Regions from separate parts of the Homo sapiens genome. Here region 1 is linked to region 2. Evidence: read pairs that join two places in POLR2A ChIA-PET (ENCODE). Cell type or tissue: Caco-2. All regions are shown on one strand. Links, peaks and the distances in the headings refer to the core of each region. The heading gives the core; the rest is flanking DNA. Region 1 has its middle 120 kb from the start of SUNO1. Region 2 holds the start of SUNO1 (S-phase upregulated non-coding 1).

Region 1 (11,804 bases), core at 3,345-8,344, 120 kb before region 2:
TTCACTTTACTCTATGGACTCGCCCTGAATTCTTTCTTAGGCAAGATCTGAGAACCCTCTCTTGAGGTCTGGATTGGGACCCCTTTCTGGTAATATGAGGATTAAATGAGATAACCCCTGTAAAGTGGTAACTGTGCCAGGCAGACTGTAAGCACTCAATAAATATTGCTATCATTAGGACATAGAAGATCCTGACACATTGCTGTTGAAAGAATAAATAAACAAATGAAAGAATAAAGCAGGTTGTAAAAATACCCAGAACATGTGTCAGCCTGGCTTTCAGTGTCTCTTCTGCCAGGCCTACCTGGTGCATTGCACAAATTCTCAGAGCCAGTGTTCTGCCCCTGTACATGGAGGGATATTATGAGGACAGAGGAGGCGTGGTTTCTTGGGGGTGCCTGGTACCTGGCAGAGCCATCTAGGCAGTTTCATAAATGTGTACATGCCTGGGCCCTGTCCTTGGTGTGTCGGTCCCCAAGATCTGGGCATGGCCCCAACACACATATTTCTATAAAGCCTTGGGTGGCATGTTTTCCTGGTTAGAGCTGGCTGTTTGACCATGTAGCTAAGGCTCTTTCTACCTCTGAAGCCCTTCAATTCTGTGATTGCCTGTCTTAATTCACTCCTGGTTTCTGAATATAATGGTGAAACATCTGAAACTACTCTTTGCAATCAAAGCTTTAGGAAGGAGTAACTAGATGGCATTGTATTTAATCATGAAGAAATTATATTTTCTTACGAAACGATTTTCTTAAATCATGTATCTGGGTTCCATATGTGTACATTACAGTGAAGGGATGTTTTAAAACTTTTGATTTACATGGATGAGGATTCCACCCTGCCCCAAGGCTCATAGAACAGTTTGGTGAGTTTCTTCCCAGTGGGGTGGTAACTGTCATTGAGAGACACAGTCCCATGGGTGGTGGCGGTCTGGCTGGGAGGATGTGCTTGGCTCAGGGGAAAGTGCCTGTGTGACTGAACACCTCTTAGCCAACTCCATCAGGCTGCCCTGAGGCAGGAGGCTGGGGTACCTTGTTCACACATCAAAGGGAGCACATATTTTTGTGGGTGAAAATGAATATAGTATTATTGGTTGTGTGTGTGTGTGTGTGTATGTGTGTGAGACAGGGTCTTGCTCTGTTGCCCAGGCTGGAGTACAATGGCACAATCACAGCTCACTGCAGCCTCAACCTCTCCGAGCTCAAGTGATCCTCTTAGCCCCCTAAGTACCTAGGACTACAGGAGCATGCTATCATGTCCGGCTAATTTTTTGGTATTTTGTGGAGATAATGTTTCACCCTGTTGCTCAAGCTCAAACTCCTGGTTGCAAGCAATCTGCCCATTTTGGCTTCCCAAAGTGCTTGGGATTATAGGCGTGAGCCTCGTGCCCAGCCTGAATACAGCACTATTGTTTTTTACAGTCATAAAAGTAGCTCAGGGGTAAAGATGGTAGATTCAACATGTGTTTACTTTTGGTCCTTCCTGAAACCCAACCAAAGCAAGAGTAAAAGGATCTTTTAAAAAGAAAAATCCATTAGAACAAAAAGGACAAGAAAGAAGAAAAATAGTGACAACATTTTGGAAGCTAGAAAGCACTTGAGTGAGAGGTAGCTGACTTGGCAGACACAAGAAAGCTGTATTCCAAGCTGCTGGGAGAAAAGCCATAAAGCATCCCAATTTATTTGACAAAATCCCCAAAAGACTTAGGAATAGGCAGACTGAAGTTGAAGGTGGGTCTAAAAATAGGAAAATTATGTGAAAGGCTGTCTAAGGGCCAGTTAGAGCCCCAGACCCTCAGCCTGCCTCTGCACTCCTGGAGGCCTGCCCCCGTTCTGTATCAGCAGAGGGCAGCAATTTTGTTATCAGGGAGATGACCACTGAGAGCCTTGTTCACCCAGGACTTGGTTCATGATCTCTCTGCACATCTAGCCTTGCAACCACCTTGGAGGACTTTGGGACCCACATGTACAATCTGTCTAGCACCTTGACCTTGAAGTTCCATTGACCTTGTCCCTTATTTACATTAGCCAATGGACCTGTCCCATACCTACTTCAGCCAATGCATCTTAGCTCGGTCATCACTGGCACCTGCTGACTTATTCGGACGTTGCATCCTGCATGCATCCTCACGCCCTTCTGGTGAAGTTGCCCCTCCCAGTATCATTCCTTGATTGCATCCTCCAGGCCATTGACTGCCCTGCTTTCTCCTCATCTTTCAGTCCCCTCCTTTCCTTCCCATACCCTCACCCTCAAATTCCTTGGAACTAGAAGGGGCTAATGTTTGACTTTCTACTTTGTATTCTGAATTGTATCTTCCTAACTTGCAGCCTCGTGGCCAAGCCTTCGTGATGGAGCAGATGTAAGGGAGAGGGAGTGAGAGAGGAAGAGAAAGAGAGTAGGGACTGAGGCCAGGTGCTGTGGCTTGCACCTGTAATCCTAGCACTTTGGGAGGCCAAGACAGGTGGATCACTTGAGGTCGGGAGTTCGAGAGCAGCCTAGCCATCATGGCAAAACCCTGTCTCTACTATAATTACAAAAATTAGCCGGGTGCATTCCACTGCATTCCAGCATTCCAGCCTGGGTGACAGAGAGAGAATCTGTCCCCACTCCCAAAAAAAAAAAAAAAAAAAAAAGGAGGGACTCATTGCTTATCAGAATGCGCCATCCTGGCCAGCGGTGGCATGCCTATAGTCTCAGCTACGTGGAAGGATTGCTTGAGCAGCATTCAGCCTGGTCAACATAGCAAGACCCCATAAGAATACCCTATCCTCTCCTCCTTTGTTCCTGTTGCTCTCTCTGACTCTCTTTCACCCATACCCCAGCCCTGCCTCCTGTATCCTCTCCAGCCTCTCCTTTATGTCTGTGACTTCCTCACTTTTTTTTTTTTTTTTGAGACAGAGTCTCGGTCTGTCGCCCAGGTTGGAGTGCAGTGGTGCGATCTCGGCTCTCTGCAAGCTCGGCCTCCCGGGTTCAGACCATTCTCCTGCCTCAGCCTCCCGCGTGGCTGGGACTACAGGCACCAGCCACCACCCCTGGCTAATTTTTTGTATTTTTTAGTAGAGACGGAGTTTCACTGTGTTAGCCAGGATGGTCTGGATCTCCTGACCTCGTGATCCGCCCGCCTCGGCCTCCCAAAGTGCTGGGATTACAGGCGTGAGCCACCACGCCCGGCGACTTCCCCACTTTTTGATGCACTTCATCATTCAATTTCCTAGTGAAATTGAGACCCTCTTTTCCTATTGCATTCCAGGTCACACACACTTATCTTTCATGTTTCTGGAAGCAATACTTATTATTTGGATGTTCTCTTACATCTTCTATTGTGTTCTGTGGTATTCTATTTCCTATTTATTCCATTTAATTTTTTTTTTTTTGAGACAGAGTCTCACTCTGTCGCTCTGTCGCCCAGGCTGGACTGCAGTGGCAGTGATCTCGGCTCACTGCAAGCTCCGCCTCCCAGGTTCTTGCCATTCTCCTGCCTCAGCCTCCCGAGTAGCTGGGACTACAGGCGCCCGCCACCACGCCCGGCTAATTTTTTGTATCTTTGGTAGAGACGGGGTTTCACCGTGTTAGCCAGGATGGTCGCGATCTTCTGACCTCGTGATCCACCCACCTCGGCCTCCCAAAGTGCTGGGATTACAGGCGTGAGCCACCGCACCCGGCTATATGTACTTTTAATTATATGCAAATTGAGGGGTGGATTATGCAGAAATTCCTAGAAATAGGGTGGTAACTTCTGAGTCAGTGGGCTGTTGCCATGGACAGGGGCAGTAACTCCCGAGTGTTGCCCTGACAATGATAAACCGACATGGTGCGCTGGTGGGTGTGTCTTACGGAAAGGTGCTTCTGCACACAGCCCTGTTTTAGCTAGTCTTCCATTTGGTTAGATGTCTGAGCCCCGTCTCCTGAGTCCAGTCCTGCCTCCTATGTCACTCCCAGGCCTGGCGTTTGTTCTCCCGGTGATCTTTGGCAGCCTCTCCTCCCTCAAGGCAGCCAGGCCCCACCCTTCACCTTCTCTCTGGGTGATCTCCCGCACCCGCTCCTATGCGTTCGGCTGCCTATCCACATCTCCGAGCCTGATCGCTCTCTCCGACGGCCCCTGGAAGGGTCTGATTCCCGGCCCTGCTTTGTGGCCACGTAGGAACATACTCCCAGCTTTCTGGCTGAACACCCATGGGGTCCATCGCCTTCCTCGCACACTCACCAGCCCCGGGTGTTTTTGTTCCTGTTACTCCCCAGGATCTGTGCCCCCAGAATGTTTTCCTCTGTCAGGAGAAAGTCAGGAAACAGTCTTCCCTCTCCACTCCCCACCCCCATTTTATGATCTTTGCTCTTTTGGCAACATTGAGCTGTTCTTGAACATGTTTCCTGTTCTTTTCTTATGTGTCTGATGCCATTTCCCAAATCTCATTCTAATTCTCCCTGGAGGGCGGCCTTCATTACTGCTGTTGATGAGCGCTGGAAGGGGGTGTTGATGTGTGCGGTCCCCTCATTTCTGTGCCACACTCTTAAAGTGAGCACCGTTAGTGGGTGATCACACAGCTGCTCAAGGCCACAGGCTGTTTCTTAACCGCGTTACTCTTCTCAGGGGATTTCTGTGTTTATTCCTTGCTTGTTCTCTACAGTTTTCTTTCTGATCTGAGACGTCCAACACATTAAGGTTCTTAGAAGCCTAGATAGTATTAGGTCTTACATGAAGTAATCATATTCTTTCAAGTATACAAAGTCTATTTAAATACTGTAAACACAAGATATCAGAAAGCTGAGAAAGGATTCTATTTGTTTACATTCATTAAATTAATCAATTTTCCCTTGCTCAAAAACAGACTCTTACGTTCTGTTAATTTTTATGAATCTCAAAATGGAAAAAGCCCCTAGAGATAATCTAGCAGGATTCCTTCATTGAAGCAGGGGAGTCCCAGGGTGGCTAAGTGTCTTGTGTTTGGACACACGACTCATTCCCAGCAGAGTTATGACTAAGGCTGTGTCTTTCTTTTTCTTTCTTTCTTTCTTTCCTTTTTTTTTTTTTTTTTTTGAGGTGGAGTCTCTATCTGTTGCCCAGGCTGGAGTGCAGTAGTGTGATCTCAGCTCACTACAGTCTCTACAGTTCAAGCAATTCTCCTGCCTCAGCCTCCTGAGTAGCTGGGATTGCAGGCTCACGCCACCACGCCCAGCTAATTTTTGTATTTTAAGAAGAGATGGGATTTCACCATGTTGGCCAGGTTAGTCTCAAACTCCTGACCCAGGTGATCTGCCTGTCTCGGCCTCCCCAAATGCTGGGATTACAGGTATGAGTCACTGAGCCCGGCCAAGGCCTGTGTCTTTCAATGCTGGGCTTTTCCTACCATGCCTCTGATCTGTGTGTCCACCATGTCTTTCCCCCATTCCTATAAATATCTAAGCATACATGGACATCCACATTCTCCTTTAATTATCATTTTGGGAGATGGGGAATCATCTTGCTCAGTGATACTTTTGGTAAAATGATCTTGGAATTAATGCATTTTAACTTGGTGATCTTTATCCTTGTAAAACCAATTCTTTAACTGAATTTTTGTTTCAAGTTATTTCACATTAATGGATTGTGTATATTTTCTTTTATTTAACATATTCTTAACAAATACAATACAGATGATCTTTGAACATTTTTGTGTTTATTGCTATGAATGAAGGAGAGAATTTGCTTATTAAAATCCCAACTCCTTTGGGAGTCTCAGTCCCTATCTATAGAATCTGTCCAGATTAGAGTGTGCTCCAGAATCTTTTGAAACATGGAAAGCAGTTACATTTGAATCTGTAGTATCAGGTTTTTTTTACAGTTTACCTTCTTTGATACCTTTTTTTGAGAATGCAATTAGCTTGGGTATCTTGAATTTCATGTAAACTTAGGATAAATGGGTGTGAGTATTTTACACCCATAGTGCCAACTGGTTGGCTTTGGCAGCTTTTCTTTCGGAAGGTTGATATTCTAGACCAGGAGCCAGCAAGCCTTTTCTGTAAGGCTAGGTAGACTTTGGGGGCCATATGGTCTCTCACTCAGCTCTCCTGTAGTAATGGGAAAGCAGTGTCAATAAAAAACTTTATTAAATTGATTTTAATGATCTAATTGGCTTTTACTATCAATTCACGAATTGGGCAGCATCCCATTTAAAAATAGAAAGGTGCTGCATTAGGTGTGGCAGGACAATTTATTTTTGTAAAGTAGCTTGAGCAGGAACAAGGGAACAGCTTAATACAAAAAATAAGACAGGGGCCAGGCATAGTGGCTCACACCTGTAATCCCAGCACTTTGGGAGGCCGAGCTGGGTGGATCACTTGAGGTCAGTAGTTTGAGACCAATCTGGCTAACATGGTGAAACCCTGTCTCTACTAAAAACAAAAAAATTAGCTGGATGTGATGGCGTGAGCCTCTAGTCCCAGTTACTCGGGAGGCTGAAGCAGGAGAATCGCTTGAACCCAGGAGGCGGAGGTTGCAGTGAGTGGAGATCGCACCATTGCACTCCAGCCTGGGTGACAGAGCGAGATTCTGTTTCAAAAAAAAAAAAAGACAGGGTTACTTTTTTTTTTTTTTTTTTTTGAGGCGGAATCTCGCTCTGTCACCCAGGCTGGAGTGCAGTGGTGCGATCTCAGCTCACTGCAAGCTCTGCCTCCCGGGTTCATGCCATTCTCCTGCCTCAGCCTCCTGAGTAGCTGGGAATACAGGCGCCCGCCACCACGCCCAGCTAATATTTTGTATTTTTAATAGAGACGAGGTTTCACTGTGTTAGCCAGGATGGTCTCAATCTCCTGACCTCGTTCTGCCTGTCTTGGCCTCCCAAAGTGCTGGGATTATAGGCGTGAGCCACCGCACCCGGCCAAGACAGTGTTACTTTAAGTTTACTTTCCTTGTAAGGATTAAAGCAGAGTTAAAGGGCAGAGTTAACTGCCCTTTCTGATTGGTTGCTGCAAATCTCCCGTTCTTCAGGGAAAACTGGTCTGTTTGGGAATTATCCTGCTTCCTTAAAGTTTCAGTTTGATGATGTGGCACTTAGCACAAGTGACTCCATTTTGGTTTGGTCTGGTTGGGGCCTCTGTTGGGGTTCAGTCCAAAACAATGCCTCTCTTAGGTCTTATTTAATGGCAGTCACAGAAGACTGAAAATGAATAGACATGGTAGTTAAAGAAAAAACTATATTCAAGAAAAAAGCAACATGAAGGCCACACTTTGCTGATTGATGGCGTACACTGTTGCGTATTTTTCCTAGCACTAGTGGCAGTCTCTGCCAGCATTTTTTTTTTCCCACCAAGCCTAGAATCAGAATAGCAATTGCAGTTGCATTCCCACTTCTGTGCCTCTTCTGAAGTTGGTCTCCCTGCTGGAAATGCCGTCTCCTCTCTTTCCCATCTGTGCAAATGTTATCTAGAAAGCCCTCCCATTCAGTTCAGTGCTTTCTCCCTTCCTGAACTCTGCTGGCATGCTCATTTGTGGGCTGGTATTATCTGTGTGTTCATGTGTTTATGGTTTCTTCCCAAGCTCCCAGAGCACCTGGTGCAGAGCACCATGCTTTGCATTCGGTGAGAGCTCAGGAGTGGCCGTGAGCACCCAATACCAGCCCAGCACCTCCACGGACCTGGAAGGTACCACGCTTTGCATGAGGCAATGGGACACATCCTTGGCCAAATTAGCAAGAACAGTAGTTATTTTTGTTTAATGGCTGTAATTTCTCAGATAGGAGTCAGGGTCTGTTGTGGAAAGGGGAATGTTAGAAACCATGGGAAGTTTAGGGAGGAAAGAAGACAGCATTAAAGAGAAGCACAAAGTGTTATGGCAGACATGTCATTCAGCCTTAAGAGCAAGAATGGCCAAGAAACATTTTAAGTGCTGGAAATAAAGACACCACTTTAGCTGTGGGACCTGAGTAAGCTGCTTAATGTTGTTTAACTTACCCAATTTCCTCATCTGGACAATGGAGATAGTAATTGTACCTACCTCATAGGGTTGATAGGGGCATTAAATGAGTTAAACACATCAAGGACATAGAGCTCTGTCCAGTACCCAGTAAGTACTTGACATTTAGAGCCTGGCATGAGCCTCCTGACCCCAAGCCCAGTGATGACTTGGAGCAATGATCAACCAAGCCGAAGACCCCAGACTGTCAATTGAAGGATGAAATTAACACCTTAAATGTGCAGTTACCAAAAGATAACTGTATTAGTCCTTTTTCACGCTGCTGTTAAAGGCATACCTGAGACTGGATAATTTATAAAGGAAATTTATAAAGTCTATAGGACTTTATGTGTTCTTTGTTGCATGTGTAATGAATGAAAATCTAGTGTCAGACTCTGTACATACCTTCACTTCTTGCAGAAAGTGATTAATCACTGTATTAGTCAGGGTTCTCTAGAGGGACAGAACTAATAGGATAGATGTGTATATAATGGGGAGTTTATTAAAGAGTATTGACTCACATGATCACAAAATGAGGTCCCACAATAGGCCATCTGCCAACTGAGGAGTAAGGAAGCCAGTCCAAGTCCCAAAACCTCGAAAGTAGGGAAGCCGACAGTGCAGCCTTCAATCTGTGGTCGATGGTCCAAGAGACTAGAAGCTGAAGGACTTGGAGTCTGATGCTTGAGGGCAGGAAGCATCCAGCATGGGAGAAAGATGGAGGCCAGAAGACTCAGCCAGTTTAGTCTTTCCATGTTCTTCCACCTGCTTTTTATTCTGGCCATGCTGGCAGCTGATTAGATTGTGCCCACCCAGATAGGGGGTGTGTCTGCCTTTCCCAGTCCACTGACAAAAATGTTCATCTCCTTTGGCAACACCCTCATAGACACACCCAGGAACAATACTTTGCATCTTTCAATCCAATCAAGTTGACTCTCAATATTGACCGTCACAATCACATTGTAATGAAAGGTAGAACATCTGATTAAAATATTTGCTTTCTCTATTATAAGAACTTCACTGGGTCCTATATTGGGCACTGCCTGTGTACTCAACTCTTCTTTTAGACATTGCTGCAGCAGTGACCAGTACTGCACAGGTGAAACCTGTCAGTACCTCCCTGCAGCCTCCTGATTCCTGCCTTGGAACCTCTGATGCTGGGACATGGGATTCCCATGTGTCCCCATTCAGCACTCACACATGTGCAACCTGGAAATGTAGGGGAGGTAATACCCCTAGGGAAACCCTTAACTCATGGAGGCTGATGGGTAAACGCCACCCCTTTCTTCCCTGTGGTGGTGGTGATGTGGTTCCACATATCATCAAGCTCCTTGGGTGGTCCCATAGGATTGAGCCACATGCATCTGAGCTGGTGGCCAACCTGCCTGCACATCTGCCAGCTGTGATCATAGATGAACACCTGCCACAGGCCGTGCATTCATGTGAACCTGGATCAAGATGGGTCCCTTCTGAATTTCTCTTATATCCCTAGTGCCAAGAATTCTTTCTTTCTTATCCAGTGGAAATGTCCCTTGTGTCACAGGTTGAGTCTTCTCTGTCGCAAGAAGTAGTCTTCTCTAGGGTAAGTCCTCCCAGCTTGGATTATAAATATTTATAGAGGAACTTTGGGTTTGGAGATGGGAGGGGCCTTTCTTTTTCAAGAAAACTCAGCCTTCAGGGCATTGGTCTTGTCGTGGCCTCCCAAAAAGCCAGTTTTGAGATGGAAAGCTGAATAGGGATCCATCTGTTCTTGGCTGTGACTGATTCCTTGCCTGGTACTCTGAATCACAGCTTTACCTATTTGGTGGAATATGACTACAAGGGAATAAAAATTGTATCTTTCTAATATTAAAAATATTATCCTCATTACACAGGCAATGGAGTTAAGGCATAAAGGAAAGATAAATGTGAGCCTCTCACAGGGACACTGAAGCAAATCTAGAAATTAAATGCATGAAAAAACACACATTGAGTTTTTTATAAGATTGTCAGAACAGTTTTTAGATACCTATTATAATACCTGGGGATTTTAGGTTCACTCCAACTTCTTGTGTTGACACCATAAATGCATAAATTTATGGTACCATAAATTTTGTCATTGGGTGAACATCATAGAGCATACTTACACTAACCTAGGTGGTACAGCCTACTACATACCTAGGCTATATGGTTTAGTCTATTCTCCTAGGCTACAAATCTGTACAGGCTGTTACTGCACTGAATACTGTAAGCAATTGTAACACAATGCTAAGTGTCCATCCTGTTATCTGGTGTTCTTATTAGCGTTTGCATGATCATATTAAATTAAAAATAAAAATAAGGAATTCTGGGAAGATGGTGGCAGAGCTTTCTACCTTTTACAAATTTGTAAACAAAATAGAGCACTAGTGGCCAACCAAAAACACATGGATGACATTTACAACAAAACTAATTACAAGGTATTCCCAGAAACCTCAAAACAAAAATGGCAAAGACAAACCAACAACAGCCACAAGACCTTTAGAGTATCAGTGTCTATGTGGAAGAATGCAGAGGGAACTAATGGGGTATTTGACAGACTAGAGAATAGGAGCATCCTCAAAGAGCAAACAGGTGTTAACTGGAAAGTGCAGCAGACCAATCTGGGAACAGTCACTGAAATCGGGAGGGGTTTTGTCCTCTCTTATCATGGACGAGCACAGGCTGCCTGGGGTAAGGTCTCAAGGGCCTGGAGGAGACTCCCATGGATGCTCTGAAATTGTACCTTTCAGGATAGGCTCCCACACTGAGAAGCAACTGCTGGGAATAGAAATTGAATTGAGCAGAGCAGGGCCAATAAAGATGAAGGAAGGAGAAGGTCCAGATGAAAAAGCTGGAGGGGCACAGAGCCAGCACATCTCAAAAAGCAAACCTCCAAATTTTGGAGGAGACAGCATAAGTGAAGCGGGGGTTCTGTGAAATAAGAAAAGCTACCTGGAGGCACTCCTTCTTCTAAAATTTCAGGAAAATTAATTTTACATAAAAATGAGCAAGCAATTGAGGTCAAATCCTATACCAAGTTATTATTTTTAAAAAGAGATTAAAGAGCAGAATAACACTTTTTCAGACAGAGAAAATATGTAGAAAGACAAGCTCACAAACCAAATCAACACTGTAATCTTCTCATTCAAAAGAAGGTAAAAGACACTGAGAAAATTATATAAGACATGCAAGAACAACATAAGTCAGAATTAGACCAGCAGGAAAGGTTATGGAACTGAGAAAAACCCCTAAAAATAGAAGAAAAAAAATTCAGAAATAAAGACTAAACTAGGAGGAATATACATGCAAATAGAACAACAGATAATGTCTTTAAAATAGTTGAAAGGAGAAAAATGTGAAAAATAAAGGAGGAAAGAGATGAAATTCTGGAAGAAGTTGCAAATGTTTTGCAGATAGGCAAAGAAGATCCAACACCTACGTAATAAGAGTCCCTGAAGAAGAAAACCAAGGCAAGGATAGAAAACAAACACTGAAAACTATACTTTCAGAAAAGTTTCCTGAAGTGAAAAATATTTGGAATTGCATGTTGAAAGAGCTCACCATGCTCTTTCCGTGCCTAATACAGTCGTGGCTCGTGGTCTTAGGAAGCATCTGAAGCGGGTAGCAGCTCCACAGCATTGGATGCTGGATGAATTGACTAGTGTGTTTGCTCCTTGTCCAACCACCAGTCCCCACAAGCTGAGAGAGTGTCTCTCCTAATATTTTCCTAAGGAACAGACTTAAGTATGCCCTCATAGGAGACAAAGTAAAGATTTGCATGCAGCCGTTCATTAAGATGGATGGCAAGGTCCAAATTGATATAACCTACCCTGCTGGATTCACGGATGTCATCAGCATTCACAAGACGGGAGAGAAT
Region 2 (11,804 bases), core at 2,907-7,906:
CATCTCCGTTCCCACGTGTTCTGCTAAATGTAATCGTGACACTCCCCTTTCTAGACATAGAGTCTAATTCCCCTCTCCTTGAATCTAGATGGGCGTGTGACTGCCATCAGTGTTGAGTGGAACAGTCACTCAACTGCCAGCAGAGTTACATGGAAGTGATACTGTGTACCTTATAAGCATGCGCCAGAAAAGTTCCTGACACTTCCGTTTTACTCACTGGAACACTTGTGATTGGAGCCCTGAACCATCCGGTAAGAAGTCTGACTATCTTGAGGCACCATGAAGTCATGATGCCAACTTCATTGATAAGCCACATGAAATTCCTCCATTTGCTTGTCTTAATTTTCAAGTTGTCCTAGCCCAGCCTCCAGCTATTTCTAGATTTCCAAGCAGAGTCCTGAGCTACCATTTGTTTTCTCTTAGCTCTGTATCGTAGAGGAAGAGAAAGAAATATTCAGCTTCAGGCAGAATTTAGAAGTCGGGACCAGGTGGATTCAAAAACTATTTCTCAGCTGGGCACAGTATCTCACATATGTCATCCCAGCGTTTTGGGAGGCCAAGGCGGGTGGATTGCTTGAGCCCAGGCATTTGAGACCAGTTTGAGCAACATAGCTACAAAAAATAAAAAATAAAAATAAAAATTTAAAAAATGTTCTTTACAATACATTTTTTAAAAAGTTAGGCATGGTGACGTGCACTTGTAGTCCCAGCTACTTGGGAGGCTGAGGCAGGAGGATCGCTTAAGCACAGAAGGTTGAGGCTGCAACGAACTACGATTGCACCACTGCACTCCAGCCTGGGTGACATAGTGGGACCCTGTCTCAAAAAACAAAACAAAACAAAAAACTGTTTCTCATTCCACGTTTCTCCCAGTGGAAGATTCAAAAAGGGCAAAGATCAGACCCAGGGCACTGTTAGGAAAGCAGCTCAGGGTAAGGGTGAACCAAGTGCCCCACTGTAAAGTTCTTCTTTAAGATATGAGAAAATTTTATGGTGGTGCCTTGTAGACCCTTTCAACCAGACAAAAAGCCTCTTAAGGAAACTAACAGCATACTTTGTAGATCCTCTGTGTTAAACAATAGGACTTCTAAGAATCTTTTTTTTTTTTTTTTTTTTTGAGACTAAGTTTTGCTCTGTCTCCCAGGCTGGAGTGCATAGCCTGGGATCTCAGTTCACTGCAACCTCTGCCTCCCAGGTTCAAGCAATTCTCCTGCCTCAGCCTCCTGAGTAACTGGGATTACAGGCATCTGCCCCGATGCCCAGCTAATTCTTTGTATTTTCAGTAGAGACAGGGTTTCACCATGTTGGCCGGGTTGGTCTCAAACTCCTGACCTCAGGTGATCCACCCACCTCAGCCTCCCAAAGTGCTGGGATTACAAGCGTGAGCCACTGCGCCCAACCAACTTCTAGGAATCTTAAGGGCATTGTCCCACAGCAATTTCATGGGGAACCCAAAAGAGAGAAAGGCTTATTTTAGTTTTTGGGTTTTTTTTGAGACAGAGTCTCGCTCTGTTGCCCAGGCTGGAGTGCAGTGGCGTGATCTCAGCTCATTGCAAACTCTGCCTCCTAGGTTCAAGTGATTCTCCTGCTTCAGCCTCCCAAGTAGCTGCGATTACAGGCGCACACCACCACACCCAGCTAATTTTTGTATTTTTAGTGCAGACGTGGTTTCTCCTTGTTGCTCAACCTCAGGTAATCCACCCACCTCGGCCTCCTGGTGTGCTGGGATTACAAGTGTGAGCTACCTCGCCCGGACAAGAAAGGTTTATTTTGAAGTGGTTTATTGGCTCACATCTGTAGTCCCAGCACTTTGGGAGGTCAAGGTGGGAAGGTTGCTTGAGGCCAGATGTTCAAAACCAGCCCGGGCAACATAGCGAGACCCCTGTCTCTGCAAAATAAAAACCAAATTAGATGGGTGTGGTGGTGCATGTGTGCAGTCCCAGCTATTCAGGAGGCTGAGGTGGGAGGATCACTGGAGCAGAAGTTGCAGGCTCAAATGAGCTATGATGGCACCACTGCACTCCAATCTGGACAACAGAGCAAGACCCTATCTCTAAAAAACAAAAGCCAACAACAACAATAAAAAGGAATCTTGGACTCTGAGCCTGATGATTTCATGGAATGAGAATTTGTGCATATTGCACAAGCATTATTGTGACCAAAGGGGTAAATGTGGCATCTCCAAAGATGGCCACAACAGTTCCTGTGCCACAGATCTACAAAATGAGCCTCCCACATCACCAGCAAGAGGTGGAACCTAATTCTCCCCTATTTGAATCTATGGCTGCTTTGACCAACAGGAAGCAATGCTATGTAACTTGCAAGGCTGGGTTATAAAGGCACTGCAACTTCTGCCTTGTTTGCCAGAACACACTCTCGGAGCTCTGAGCCGCCCTGGGAGAAGTTCAGCTACCTTGAGGCTACCATGCTGGGAGGAAGTCTGAGCTTCATGATGAGATCACACGCAGGCACGATGCTGGCAACCCCCAGACATGTGCGTGAAGATGCCTCAGGACGATTCCAGCCTGCAGGCATCAAGTCCTCCGAGCTGAGACCCCAGACGTCCTAGAGCAGCAACAAGCCAATCTGTCTGAATTTCTAACTCATGAAATCCATGAGCATGACAAAAATGGCTGTTTTTTTCAAGTCACGAAGTTTTGAGGAATTTGTTACATAACAGTAGTAACCAGAACAGATGGATTGATATATGGATAGAGGGAAAGAAAGCTAGATGGACAGATATGTGATAGAGCAAATAGAGTAAAAATGTTAATGCAGAAGCTAGGTGGAACATGCGTGGGTGTTCACTGTATGATTCTTTCAACTCTTCCGCATGTTTAAAAATATTTTACAATAAAAATTGGTAGGAAGGAAGGATGGAAACCAAAACTAGCTAGCATTTATTATGTATTACCACGTGCTGGGTCCTGTCAGGCACTTTTACATTCACTATTGCATTTCATCTTCTCAACAACCCCACAGGTTGGTGCCATTTTCTTCATTTTACAGATGAAGAAACTGAAGCACAGAGAGGTTAAGTCACTAACATAACGAAACAGTGGTAGTAAAGGGTCAAGATGAGATTCCAATTCGGGTATGTGTGATTCTGTAACCTATGCTGTTAACTCTTTCAAGTCTAATCTAAAGCACCCAGCATCCCTGTCCACCCTCCATCCATTTCTTTGATAGAAAGTTAAAACAACAGGCTGGGAGTGGTGGCTCACACCTATAATCCCAACACTTTGGGAAGCCGAGGCAAGAGGATGGCTTGATCCCAGGAGTTGGAGACCAGCCTGGGCAAAATAGTGAGACCTCCCTTCTCGGCTTCTAAAGTACCTGGGACTACAGATGTGTGCTACCACGCCCAGTGCACCTCTCGTCCCAGGTACTTGGGAGGCCGAGAAGGGAGGATTGTTTGAGTCCAGGAGTTGGAGGCTACAGTGAGCAATGATCGTGCCACCTCACTCCAGCCTGGGTGACAGAGTAAGATCCTGTCTCAAAACAATAACAACAACAACAACAACAAATGGCTTCTAATGACTCCTTAATTTTTACACTTCTCCAGTATTAGATTGTATTTTCATAGGAGGAAAAATAAAGTTCTGATTTAAGGTGTCTTCCTTCTGGGATGGGGCTGTCTCCTTCCCAGCATTCTTGGCAGCTGGTGCTAAAGAAAATCTCCCAAGTGCTAGGAAAATCTTTCCTCAGTGTGGGGCTTCAAAAGTGGCAAAAAGTCATGTTCATAGTCTCCTTTTGTTCTCACTGCAGTCCGGAGATGGGGCAGGCTCTTTTCAGGAATGAGAACACTGCGAGGCTCACAGACTTAAAAAATGGACCAAGGTCACACAGGATTAAGGGGCAGGACGGTCTCGAACTCACGTCTGTTGGTGCTAGTCCAGCGCGCTCTGCTCGCGGTTCTCTTAACTGGTCTTCAGGCTGCTTTCCATCTAAATCACGCCTGGAGATTAAAGCTGCACTTGCTCTCCAGTGCCCGCGGTTTCTGCGGGTGTCTTCCAGCCATTGTACTTCTAGATCAGCATTCCTCTGATGACTCAATCCCGCAGAGCTTCCGAGCCCATCATGGGCTCAGGCTTTGCGTTTTCGCCGGGGGCCGGGAAGGTGCCTGAGTGTCGCATCCATGTTTCACCGTGGCCCTGGGAAGGCCGTGCGCGGAGACCTGGGGTGCCCATCTTCCCAGCAGCTATGGGCTTCTAGTCTGCGTCTTGGAGGCCCAGAGAGGACGCGGCGCCTGTCCCGTGCGGTCGGCAGGGCTGCGGCCCAGAACAAGCTGGGGCGGCCTCCCTCCTGCTCTGGCCCCCAACAGGGCGGAGCTGGAGCCCCCGCGCGCGCCGGGTCCCCCGAGGGCCCAGCCGCTCACCCTGGGCCCCGGGCGTTTTTGCAGCTCCCAGCCCCGCGCGTACGCAGCAGCTCGGATCTGGGCGGGCCAGGCCAGACCCTTCCTTAGAGACTTGGGGCAAGGGCTGGGGCCCGCCGCCACCCCATCTGGAGGCTGAAACGGCGGCCCACAGAGGTGGTGGCACTGGGCCGAGGCCGTGCAGCATGGGGGTGGCAGGGCCGCGACCCAACTGCCTCCACCCCGGGGCCCACGCCCGCGATGGGGAGCTGGAGCGCGCCGTCTGGCTTCCCCGAGGGCTTTTCCCACAGAGCCGCGGCCCAAGGTTCTTGCCTCCGCCTGGGGTCTTCTGAGCACCCAGCTCTAGAAAGCTCTGCTGGGCGACCTGGAGGCAGGGGGAGGCAGCTGCACCGCGGCTGCTGATGGCCAGAGCCCGAGGGTCGGGTTTCTTGGCAACGGGTCCCAGACACAGATCGCGCCCCTCTTCCCTATTCTCTCCCCTGTCCCCTCCCCCACCGAGGCTCGGCGGAGTCACTGCCCGGGACCGCAGGGCGAGCTCAGGTGTGGCCTAGGGGGCGCGTCCTGTGGGCGGGGAAGGCGTGGGCGGGGGTGACCCGGGGCTGCCCCAGCTGCAGGCCAGCGATTCCCGGACCCTGGCGGGCCGCGCAGGGCGGGGGGGGAGGGTGGTGGGGTGGGGGAGCGGGGAGTGCCCGAGGCGGGGGCGACAAGTCTGTTTCCGCCCGGCCGCCGCCTGCTCCAGCTGAAACGAGTCTTTCCGGTGGGACAACCCAGCCCGGCCCGCCCCGCCCCGCCCGGCCTCCCGGAACCGGCCCGGAGACGCGCAAGACCCCGCCCAGGCCGAAGGCGAGCTCCGGGGCCAGGCAGACCGTGGAGTAGCTGCCGAGGCGGGCGAGCCCGAGTCCCGGGTTCCAGCCCGGGCTGCCAGCCTCCTGGCGCTTTTCGCCCCCGACCCCCTCTCCGATCCGGTGGGTCCCCAGGGACACCCTGGCAGGCGATGCTGGAAAAGCTTCTTGGGTGATTCTGAGAATCACGGTCCAGCCCTACTTCACTACACTTGGGGAAACTGAGGCACTGTCCCAAGGCCGCACCGCGAGTTAGCAAACTGCAAAGCCTGCGAGGAGGGCCTGGCAGACGCCGTGATTTTCCCAGGCCTGAGTCCTGGGAGATCTAGGTTAGGCCAGAGGGGCCGGGGATTCAGGAAGTCCTGGGCGCCTGCTGCCCCGACAGCTCCGCGGGGTGGGCCCAGTCGGGGCGCCGCGAAGGTCAGCAGCCTCGCGAAAATCAACAGGAAGACGCCTTTCTTTCCTCAATCCGGGAGTGGAGATTCCGTTTAACTTCTGCAGTCAGCAGGACAGGAAGCGCTCTCTGTCTCAGGCTGGCGCTAGCAGGGACCCGAGGGAGTGTTCATGGGAGCCAGGTATTGGAAGCGAGGCATCCTTCATTTCCTCCGCAGTGAGGTCTCTGATCGCCCGAGTCTGGTTTTTCAAAATCACATCATGTGAAGACCCCAAGGGGAGGTACCCGGGAGGATTCCTTTATATGCTCAACCTTGACTCAGACTTGCAATCGGCATTTGATCAAGAAACGTGGTCAGTTCTCCAAACGCAAAATCAATCGCTGATTTTACTTTTTTACTTGGCATTTCCTTGGGATATTCTCGATCCTGGGAAGGAAAGATGATGAACTATTGTCTTCAATTCTGTCCCGCTGAGCATCCTTCCTGGATTCAGGATTTCCTGGAGCCAGACCTTAGTAGCTTCAGGTTTATGGCTTTCTGAAAATATAATTTTGATGAATTTTAATCTATTGCTCAAGTTAGAAAATCCCTTAATTACAGGAGAAAACATTTTCAAAGAGAAAGGCCAGACCTTTAGAGCAGGCCCTGGAGCCGTGCTGCTTTGAGAAAATCTCTGGGTAGGCAGGGCCTCTGCTTCAGCTGACTGGCCGGGAGAGAACCAGGCAAGAATGTGTTTCCCACAGCTGTCGGGCCCACCTCTGCCAGTCAGTTCTTGGCTAGAAAATAAATAGTGACTCATGCCTGTAACCCCAGCACTCTGGGAGGCCGAGGTGGGCGGATGACCTGAGGTCAGGTGTTCAAGACCAGCATGGCCAACATGGTGAAACCCTGTCTCTACTAAAAATACAAAAAATTAGCTGGGCTTAGTGGCACGTGCCTGTAATCCCAGCTACATAGGAGGCTGAGGCAGGAGAATCGCTTGAACGCTGGAGGCAGATGTTGTAGTGAGCCGACATCACACCATTGCACTCCAGCCTGGGCTACAGCAGCAAAACTCTATCTCAAAAAAAAAAAAAAAAAGGTTTGCTTAAAGTCGCTCAACCTCCTGCAGAGGACTGTAAGGAGAGAAAGCATTGTCTTGGTTACAATTGTGTTAAAATTGGGCTTTGGTGGCCACACGGTATCTGAGATGGGTATTTCTCCTAAAGTATTTCCAGCTATTAAGTGAGGAAGAATCAATAGACAGAATATCACTATTTTGCATCCCTGATGAATGAATGGATGTAGGCACGATTAGCAGTGGCTGCTGACATCAGAAAAAGAGATCACTCCATTTCCCCACATTATATGCCTTGAAATAAAAAAACTCAGCATCAACTATGAGGTGGTCTAGACATCTCTTGGGGCCCCACTGAACCCCCATGAATGATCAGATTCAGGTTTGATATATGGAGCTCTGAGGGGTCCCAAAAGGTGTCTAGACCACTGAGATCAACCACAGTGGTCCCCCCTACCCACCGTCTTGCTTTGATTTCAGTTACCCAAGTCAACCGCAGTCTAAAAATAGTAAATGGAAAATTACAGAAAAAAAATTTGTAAGTTTTAAATTTCGTGCCATTCTGAATAGCACAATGAAATCTCCTGCTGGCCCGCTCTGTCCCACTGATAGGGGAGTTAAGAAGAAATGATTTAGGCAGATAGTGAGGGTAAGGAAGTCCTTGGTAAGGTTTTCCTTTTAATGGAAAGCAGCCCCCAAATCATTTTCTTTTCTAACAAAGAGCAGCCTGTAAAATCGAGCTGCAGACATAGACAAGCAAGCTAGAAGCTTGCACGGGTGAATGCCAGCAGCTGTGCCAATAGGAAAAGGCTACCTGGGACTAGGCATGTTCAAAAAGGCGGCTCAATCTTCCCTTCTCTTTGCCAGACATGTGTACACCAAGGAGCAGGCAACATAACCCCGGCCAAGCAAAGACCCCATTTACATAATAAGATTAGGGTGGGGTGGGCTGGGCGAGGTGGCTCAAGCCTATAATCCCAGCACTTTGGGAAGCTGAGGGCCGGGGGAGGAGGTGTCGCCTGCATTCAGGAGTTCAAGACAAGCTTGGCCAACGTGGTGAAACCCCGTCTCTATTAAAAATACAAAAATTAGCCAGGCCTAGTGGTGGTCGCCTGTAATCCCAGCTACCTGGGAGGCTGAGGCCGGAGAATTGCTTGAACCTGGGAGGTTGCAGTGAGCCAAGACTGCGCCACTGCGCTCCAGCCTGGGCAACACAGCAAGACTCTGTCTAAAATAAAAAAAAAGATTAGGGTGGGGTAGCCGGCTTCCCTGCGAGTTATGTAAACATCACACCTAGTCCAACCAATCTTTGGGCCCGATGTAAATCGGACACCGCCTCCTCAAGCTTATCTATGAAATCCAGTGCACTCCTCCAGGGCTGCCGGCCGGCCCCCCGCCCCGCCCCGCCCCTCCCCGCCCCGCCCCTTCCCCCCCGCCCCGTCTCTTGTGGGAGAGAGTGCTATTCTCTTTTCTCTTTCTTTTGCCTATTAAACCTCCGCTGTTAACCTCATTTCACATACATCTGGATCCTTGATTTCCTTGGTATGAGGCAATGAACCTCAAGTATTTACCCCAGACAACGAAGCCACTCCACCACCCTGATGCGATCATCCCCTTGTGTATCTACACTGTCCATACCACCTGCCCATTAGTCACTCAATACCCGTCTGGGTTACTACATCCACATTCACGTAACTCTTATTACAGTGCATTGTTGTAATTGTTCTATTTTATTATTAGTTATTGCTGTTAATCTCTTGCTGTGCCTAGTTACTGTTGTTAATCTTTTACTGTGCCTAGTTTATAAATTAAACTTTATCATTCATATATATATATATATATATGAAGAAACATACTCTACAGTATGTAGGGTTTGCTATTGTCCATGATTTCAGGCAGCCACTGGGGGTCTTGGAATATATCCTGGAGGATGGGGGGGGACTCCTGTACTAATTTACATGAAATGAAAACTGCAGGGGAACATGTTAAACAGCACTATGGGGACATAATCAAAACAATCCAGCTCTTGTAAAACCGCAGGATAAACGACCCAGTTCTTCAATAATGAATTGCAAGGAAAATAATCACATTTAGATTCTGAATCAAACAAATGATAAAAAGAAAAAAAAACTAACGTTTTTAGGACACTTGTGAATTTCAATACTGATGGGATATTTGATATTTTAAAAGTCTTCTTAAATTTTTTAGAAACGGTAATATTATGGTGGTATTTTTAAAATTATCTTCTGAAAATACAGGATAAAATATTTAGAGGGAATGATAGGATATCTGGGATTTGTGTGTAAGTAGTTTTAGATGGGGCAAGGGAAGTGTGTGAAGATATAGATGGGAAAATGATGGGGCATTAGTAATGTGTACATGGTGGGTCATTCTGTTATTCTCTATATTTCATATCATGTTTAAATTGTTTTTTCAGAGTGTTCTGAAACTTTTGAACTGCTATTGGAGTCTGGCTGAATTGCCTGGGCTGGGGCTCAGGACAATGGAGACTCAGTGCACTTTGCAGATACCCCTTCTCATGTGTCCCTTCAGCAAATGATATTGAGGACCTTTTGTTTTCTTGAGCTCCTGAAATGATGGAGCTCACACTTGAGATTAGAAAATAATGAAGAAGGCCAGGCGCTATGGCTCACGCTTGTAATCCCAGCACTTTGGGAGGTTGAAGAGGGTGGATCACCTGAGGTCAGGAGTTCAAGACCAGCCTGGCCAACATGATGAAACCCCATCTCTACTAAAAAACACAAAAATTAGCTGGGCATGGTAGCAGATGCCTGTAATCCCAGCTACTAGGGAGGCTGAGGCAGGAGAATCACTTGAACTGGGGAGGTGGAGGTTGCAGTGAGCCGAGATCGTGCCATTGCACTCCAGCCTGGGCGACAGAGTAAGACTCCCTCTAAAACAAAAAAAGAAGAAAAATAAAGAAAATAAATGAATGAAGGATAGAGCCACCAAATGGAAGCAGGGAAGCCTTTGCCGAAGAATGAGTGTTTGATATGAGGACTGGCAGGTGAAAAGGAGTTTTCGGCATGGTGTCTGTTCATCTGTAACATAAGGTGGTTAACGTTAGACTCTATCTACAAGGAGGATCCGTTTAGTCCTAACAGATTCTGTGATTATAGCCTAGCTAAAACCATTTTTTTTCTTCTGTGTGTCTCTCCAAGGAGTTGAGAGGACCAGCCCCCACACCATGTACTTCCTGTCATTGTCCCTTATTTTATTAACTGAAGCAATCTGATTTGAGTGGCTGGTCTTGAATCTCCCACTTGTGTTCAGAGGCCCAAACATTATCATACAATCAGTCCATGGCCTTTTTAGAGGATAGTCTCTAGGGCTCACAGATTCGTTTCTGCTCATTCAGTTCCCAAAGCAGTTCACTAAGCAGCCTTACCTATACTTTCGCTGGTGGCTATGCACAGCCTTGGTAATAAAACCTACTTGTGCTTCAAAACGTGAGTGCCTGCAGTAGATGCCCTCAGCCTTCCCAGCTGTTCTTGTCCAGCATGCAGCCTGGCCTTCAGGTTAACTAGTTCATCCTGATACTCTGCCAGAATGGGTCGAACTTTGTGCTTTGAAGGCCCTTTTCCCCATGTGGCATGAACAACCTGCCAAGATCAAGCTTGCAACAGCTGTAGTTATTTGACAAGTGGCTGGCTGTATCACCTCTCCACTCTGCTGTGCAAAATTATTTGTGTGTGTGTTCTGTTTATTCTTTTCTTCTTCTCAGGGATTTTTTTTTTTTTTTTTTTTTGAGACAGAGTCCCCCTCTGTCACCCAGGTTGGAGCGCAGTGGCACGATCTTGGCTCACTGCAACCTTCACTTCCCGGTTCAAGTGATTCTGTTGCCTCAGCTTCCCAAGTAGCTGGGATTAGAGGCATGCGCCACCATGGCTGGCTAATTTTTTTGTATTTTTAGTAGAGACAGGGTTTTGCCATGTTGGCCAGGCTGGTCTCAAAGTCCTGACCTCAGGTGATCTGCTCGTCTCGGCCTCCCAAAGTGCTGGGATTATAGGCGTGAACCACCACACCCGGCCCATCTTCTCGGTTTTTATGGATGTTTGTACTTTAAAAGGACAATTTCTGAAACTTTTGGATAAGTAAGATGAGAATCTTTAAATGTGATTGCTATATGTTTATTGAATGGGTTTACCTGAGGCATAAACAGAGAGGCAAACACAGTGTCTTCTTAGGGACCTAACAAGCATACTACAAGATGACCCAGAGCCTGACAGAAGGCTGAGAAGGCTAGAAGCATCCCTAATTCTTGCTGCTATAAAACAAACGTATACTTCACTAAGAGAAAAAGTACCGGAAAGTTAACTGGGATGTATTGTATGTTTCCAGTGACTGCTCAAACGCTTCTTATACTAATTTAGTTAGAACAATTTATCTTAACAGAGAACTATAATTTTCCACTCTTTCCAACCAGTTTAACCAACTTATACTTTTTAAACCCACCCAGATGGAATTTATGAATTCAAAGCCAATACCCTAAACCTTAATTTTTATGCTAACCATCATTATAGGTGAGGAATTATGCTAAAGGAACAGTTGAGATCTCTTCTTCTGGCTCTGGAACGCCAGTCTGGATCAAATGAAACTTCCCACCTTAAACAACTGGAACAGTTAGATAATTTTAAAAATCTGTTTTAAAATATCAGAGACTGGCCAGGCATGGTGGCTCATGCTTGTAATCCCAACACTTTGGGAGGCCAAGTGGGGTGGATCATTTGAGTCCAGGAGTTTGAGACCAGCCTGGGCAACATGCTGAAACCCCATCTCTACTAAAAATACAAAAATTAGCTAGACCTGGTGACATGTACCTGTAGTTCCAGCTACTTGGGAGGCTTAAGCAGGAGAATCGCTTGAATCCAGGAGGCAGAGGTTGCAGTGAGCCAAGATAGTGCCACTACACCCTAGCCTGGGCGACAGAATGAGACCTGGCCATGAAAAAAATAAATAAATAAAATCAGAGAGCTATCCAGACAGTGAGGACTTGAGAGGGGAAGATCCTAGAGAAAGGGAAACCTAGAAAGATGAGCCTAACATTTGGCACTGTTCTTCCCCTCCAGGCATTTGCTTCTAGGAGCAGTGATTTAAAGGCTAAGAAGCTGGGC

Evidence for each region. ChIA-PET counts read pairs that join two places held together with the same protein. Peaks named below come from ENCODE experiments on the same cell type or tissue, not always from the same donor. Only the 100,000 strongest peaks of a DNase experiment are listed, where the experiment ranks them.
Region 1: POLR2A ChIA-PET joins it to region 2 with 9 read pairs; 2 of 35 experiments call an interaction of 5 or more read pairs at or near these places.

What each region holds. Positions count from the first base shown.
Region 1 is chr19:34,023,139-34,034,942 of GRCh38, reverse strand. It overlaps the pseudogene RPS4XP20. Among named protein-coding and RNA genes, the nearest start is that of SUNO1, 120 kb to the right of the region's middle. RefSeq lists a silencer at 3,943-4,095. In Caco-2, for the core only: no CTCF peak of the experiment used is centred there; no DNase peak of the experiment used is centred there.
Region 2 is chr19:33,899,467-33,911,270 of GRCh38, reverse strand. It overlaps SUNO1 (S-phase upregulated non-coding 1), which reads right to left and starts at 6,372. Exons shown (of 2, transcript NR_186328.1): 1 at 6,244-6,372; 2 at 2,878-6,149. In Caco-2, for the core only: no CTCF peak of the experiment used is centred there; a DNase peak (open chromatin) is centred at 5,140; H3K4me3 peaks cover 1,336 bases.